2 separate regions of the Homo sapiens genome follow, and region 2 is linked to region 1. A link is a loop called in an ENCODE intact Hi-C map of the cell type or tissue named here. Cell type or tissue: Calu3. All regions are shown on one strand. Each heading gives the region's core, and the rest is flanking DNA. Links, peaks and the distances in the headings are about the cores only. Region 1 has its middle 180 kb from the start of RDH14. Region 2 overlaps LOC105373451 (a long non-coding RNA gene).

What was found. Hi-C counts contacts between places; a loop is a spot of excess contacts. Peaks named below come from ENCODE experiments on the same cell type or tissue, not always from the same donor. Only the 100,000 strongest peaks of a DNase experiment are listed, where the experiment ranks them.
Region 2: a loop joins it to region 1, with 9 times the contacts of the local background. A loop is called at or near these places in 5 of 110 quality-filtered maps.

The regions. Positions count from the first base shown.
Region 1 is chr2:18,376,449-18,379,376 of GRCh38, reverse strand. No RefSeq gene overlaps it. Among named protein-coding and RNA genes, the nearest start is that of RDH14, 180 kb to the left of the region's middle. In Calu3, for the core only: a CTCF peak has its summit at 1,145 (motif pointing right); a DNase peak (open chromatin) is centred at 1,116.
Region 2 is chr2:18,298,240-18,301,167 of GRCh38, reverse strand. The region is part of intron 2 of LOC105373451 (a long non-coding RNA gene); the gene reads left to right. Among named protein-coding and RNA genes, the nearest start is that of RDH14, 260 kb to the left of the region's middle. In Calu3, for the core only: no CTCF peak of the experiment used is centred there; a DNase peak (open chromatin) is centred at 1,497.

The DNA of each region.
Region 1 (2,928 bases), core at 147-2,646:
GTGGTCTCTAGTCAGCTATGAACAATCTCTAAAACTTATATCTTTGATTTGGCTGAATCTTACCAACCTTACACCTTCCTGTTCCTCTTCACAATAGTTACCTGTTTATTCAGAATATTGCTGTTGCAGAGACTTCTGTAATGTTCTTCCTCTAACCCTTTATGTCATTTACATCATATGTCTGACCTTCTCTAATGCATCCTCTTGTGTAAAGACTTCCATTTCTCCAAGCTCAGCTCAAGTAACATCAAATGAAACCTAACACTGGAATGTAGACACCCTTCAACTAGAGATTTCATTAATTTTTAGATTCCATAGTTTCCTAACAAGACTCACTGAATAGATACTGTGTTACACAGTCCAGATCCCCACTTCAGGGCCAACATAGCCTGGTCTCAGCGTCTGGAAATATCAGCTGCTAATTTATAATGTGACCCTGACAGAAAATTGCACTTGACTTTAGGGAACTGGTTTGTCCAAGGTTATACACCTCACAGGAGCTCGCCCATGGCCAATAATTGGCCAATGCAGGGACACAAAGGCCCAGTCTCCCTTAATTTGGGACAATTCCAAAAGGCCATCTCAGCTCCAGAGCTCCCCATGAGACTGGCTGTGGCAGCAGTTCTAACTATGTTGTTATTCGGCTTCTCTTTCTGCACAATTCTGTCTGTGTAACTTCTTCATAGGTGCACCTTCTGAGAGTAATCACCCATAAACCATCTATATGCTACTCTTTGTTTCATAATGATCTCCAGATAATCCAATCAATCCAGTTGATGTCAGCGGTGGATCTAAGATGTGGACCAAAGAGAAATGGATGGAGCATCTGGTAGTTTGTGATACAGAAAAAACACAACTATCAATAAGCATACTGGTATTACATATTTTAAAATCATGTTGCACTTTCTAGTTGGAAATACATTCTTTTGCAAAATTTCTTATCAAACATCCATGAAGTCCTTGAAGGTTTGCAGAAATTCCTCCTAATTCCATGGAAGAGATGTGCATGGCTGTATCACCTATGCCAGTGTCCAGAATAAGAGCCATTCTCCTCCTGACTCCTCATCCTTGGCCTTTGCCTCCCTTCGAGGGTCTCCTGGCTCCACAGTCTTCTTCGGTGAAGAGTTACCCCTATCCAACAGCAGAGGGCAGCAAAGCCTATATTCTGACAACAGAGATTTCCTTGACAGGGATTTTCAGTCTCAGGGCAAATAATTTCAAAGAACTTTGTTACTGAAGACTAAAGCTAATTAAATTATCACTCTGGAGTGAAGATTACCCAGAATTAGTAAAAAACAAAATTTGCATATATTAAGTATACTGACTCCTGGAATAAACCCGAAAGCACAAGGGTAAATCAAACCCAAGATATCCAATAACCTCAGGGCCTCATCTGAAATCTCTGAACCCAGGAGTGAAAGGAATTTGAGGTGAGGCTGTGGCTCCATGAGCTTTCCATCCTCCTTCCATTCAGTCCATTTGTGCTCCTCCCCAACTGATTGGACAAACGCCACTAGGAAGCAAATGTGACAAATCACAGTCATGGCTCCAAATGACCTCAGGAAAGAAGGAAATGTTCCTATTCATAAACATGTCTCCCAATTTATTTAGCATTTTTTAAAAAGTATTTGAAAAATATTTTATAACTTTTCCATATTTGCTTTGCACAGATTTGCACAGATTTGAATACCTTGTATTTCCTTACTTCACTTGCAAACTATGTATTTTATTGAAACTGCATGTTTTAAAACTATGGCTGGTGTATAAAATACAATTGTCTTTTATTAATATCAGAAAAAAATATAAATTATTAATGTAAGCAATTTTTATAGTTTTTTTGGCTTTTCTGTGAAAACAATTATATTACTTGAAGTTAATGATAGTTTACTTTCTCCTTTCCAAACCTCGTACTCCTGCTTTGTCTTATACTAGTTTATTGGCTAGAACAACCAGTAAATGGTTAAAATAAGAGTGGATAGCTGGTATCCTTGTCTTTCCTCATATCTTTGGGGGAATACTTTTAGTATTTTATCATTGAGCATGATATTTTCTGAAGGAATTCTTTAAAATACATAATTTATCCATTCGTAAGAGATTAATAATGATAAAATGTTTAATGTCTTCAAATATTACTTTAAAATTCATTGTGATGATTCCACAGTTTTCTTCCCTCTGTTTCTTAGTATGATGCAGTAGGCACATCGTCCATGATCTCATCCCTGGCAGCTGTGAGTTTGTTAGCCCACATGGCAAAAGGAACTCTGCAGAAGGGATCAAGTTTAAAGATGTTGAGGTGGGGATATCATCCTGGGTGATAGAGGTGAGCCCCGTCTAATTACATGATCCTTAAAAATGGAAGAGGGCGGGAAAGAGTGGGTCAGAGAGATGCAGTATTGGACTAACCCACCATTGTTGGCTGGGAAGAAGGAGAAAGGAAACCATGAGCCAAGGAATGCCATGGCCTCCCAAAGCTGGAATCAGCACACAGTTTATGGCCAGTAAGAGAACAGAGACCTCGGTGCTACAGCCACAGGGTACTGGATTTTGCCAACAATCCGAATGACCAAGGAAACAAATTGTCCACTGCAGCCTCCAGAAAATAATTCAGCCTCGTCGGCACCCTCATTTTAGTGCAGTGAGGCCTCCATCTGACTTCTGAGCTTCAGAACTATAATATGATAAATTTTCAGGATTTATTACATCAGTAATGGAAAACTAATACACATGGCAAATCACATGAAAAGATTTTCTATTTTGAACCAACCTTACATTCTTGGAATAAAGACAGCTTGTCATAAAGTATTAATTATCAATTTGTTATACATCGTCCAATTCAGTTTGCCAAGAGTTTGTTTTGGATTTTCCTCTATCATTAGAAGTGGCCTGGCACTTTCTTTCCTTATACTGTTCTTTTCAGACGTTTCTATC
Region 2 (2,928 bases), core at 113-2,612, 78 kb after region 1:
CGACTTTCCATATTTATGAATCAATCAGAGACACCCATACATGAAGGCAGAAAAATAGATGAGAAGCTCAGATGCAATATTCCTGCAGAAAAAAATGCTGCAGCATTGTGAGGTTTCAACACGCAGATTCTAGAGCTGGTATTTTGGTTGCTGTTATTCAACCTACAAAGGATTTATTTCCCTTTACTGAATTCACAGGTTAGGCCATATAAGTCAGATCTGCTTCTCTTGAGATGAAGATGCTGGCCCCGATCTGTCTGTTTACATAATGCCTTATGTGTTGTTTCCCCTAACATAACCTCACATGCAATGATTTGCCACAGAACAAAGTGTGCAGTATGCAGAGCAAGGATGGTTTTTTCTAGTCCACACAGGAGAACAATAAAATCCAATTAATTTAAATCAATTAAAGCGAAATATCTTAGTATCTTCTAGGTACCTCACACTGCTGAGTGTTATTGGACATAAAAGATGCACAACAATGCCTGTTGACCACAGTCTATCTGAAAAGGCAAGAAGCTAAATGTGCTGTATAGTAAGCAACTTACTCTGCAAGTTAAGCTGCACTCTCTGTGCAACGTTTAACAAGGTATCTTTCCTGACTAAGTCGTACAAACAGAAACAACAGGAAAGATGTCTGTTAAAAGTTGCACACGGAATCGATGATGAGTTAGGATAAGGACCAATATCTCCTAACCATCAGGCTAGTGTTCTTGTCACTACTTCACACAGAGTTCATGTTCAGTATACCTTTAACAGATGGCTCTGCAGCTTTTTTTTTTTCTACATTCAGAAGAGATCTTCTTTTACAACAGAAAAGACCTATTGTAGTTCATAAAATTGGATAATCCAAAACGTGTTTATCAATAGTACTAGAAACATGCAAAATTCAGTCTGTTTTTATTTAAATCAGTAATCCATGTATTACCAGCTACCAACAAGGCTATGTCTGAGGCTTTAAAGGATGAGTAGAATTTTCTACAGGAAAAAAAAATTAGGGAAAAGCATATTGAGAAAGTGTGGGGATACATTTGCAGATCAGATTTACACTGCTATTAAATGCAAAAGTGAGTGCTTTGGCTGCTGTTCATTCGTAAGTGTGTGCACAAGCCTAGACAGGGCGACGTACAGGCTTCATGAAATATGCATAAGCCATCGCCTAATTTCCTTACAACGATTATGCAACTATTTCAAAGGTATTGTTCAGGCGTTCTAACAGCGTTTATTCCTACAAAGCCTGTATTTGTTTCATGAGCTTTTATGCGTAATTATTTTGATGGACTTACCCTAGAGTTAGTTCCCTTTATATTATTTTACTATTGTACTCATTTTTCATTCACCCCACAACAACACTGTCCTCATTTAATCTTTGTGAATTCAGAAAGTTTAGGTTGAATTATTTTCCCTTTCCTTTAGAAAAGTAGTCTTACAGATAAGACACTCCTTGAGTAACACCAAAGGCATCTCAGCCACCAGCATTCCAGAAATTTCTGCAGGCTGATTACACATTGACAGAAGCAGACAGACTTCCTCTTGTCCTGGCTCATAACTGTTTGACCTCAGGAGATAACCTAAACTGGGTCAGGCTCATTTTGAGAAAATAAAGATTCAATGTTTCAATGTGTAGGCTGGACATGGTGACTCAAGCCTGTAATCCCAGAACTTTGGGAGGCCAATGTGGGAAGACGGCTTAAGGCCAGGAGTTTGAGATCAGCCTGGGCAACATAAAAAGACCCTATCTTTCCAAAATATTTTGAAAAAATTAGCTGAATGTGATGGTGTGCACCTGTACTCCTGGCTACTTGGGAAGCTGAGGCAGAAGGACCACTTTAGCCCCAGAGTTTCAGACTGCAGTGGGCAATGATCATTCCACTGCACTCCAGCCTGGGTGACAGAGTAAAACCCTGTCTTCAAAAAAAGAAAAAAAGATTCAATGTACGTATAAATATAATTTTTATTACAAGGCAAAGTGTTTTTAAACAACCAAATATAGCTGGTAATAAGTTACTTTCTCAGTAATGTCTTTCCTCCATTCTCTATAAAAGTGCACATTTCTCCTTTTTCAATTTGGTTAAACTGCATGCTTATTTTTGCCTATGCAGATACAACCTTTCCTCTTTTTTTGTTTATTTTATCTTCTATGAGTAGAAAGGCAATGAGATTTGAAATCATAAGTGGGACTGAATACTAATAATGTGACCATGAAAAAGTTATTTTAAGCCTTCACTTCCTCACTCGTAAACATATAATCGACAGCTTGTAAAAGTATTATGTGTGTGTTCACTTGTATATATACACACATATATATACACACATATATCATATATGTATGAACAAAATATTTACCACACATTTTGGGGGGAGGATGGAATGAGATAGTACAGTGGGTTGCTTAATATACGTTAGTCTTTCTCCTTCTCAACTCTGAAACTTAGACTGATCAATTGGACATATTATATAATATCTCTGCAGATAATCTTTTTGTTGTTGCTGCTATTTAGTACCAAATCAACATCCATGTTACCATGGATGAAAATCACTGTCATTGGTCCTGAAATATTATCATCAAAGTCATGACTTGTAGAATTATGTCCAAAGAGAGAATAAAAAAGGTCAAGATGATTAAGTAAATATATGTAAAGATTTTCTCATAGACCCAACCAACAACTTTGTAGCTATATTAAACTAAAGTCAATATAACATGATCCCACATTAATAGAAGTATAGCATTACTCAAATTGTTATGAAGATAAAGAACTTACTACTCTCCACAGCAGCCTGTTACATTGTTGAATATCTATTATTATTATTACAAAAATATTTATGTTCACTGAGTCCTATAACATTACTGTAAACCTGTGCTATGCCTTCTGGGGGCACATTAGCTCAATTCATGCTTCACAGGTTCATCTAGATATGATAGCTTTG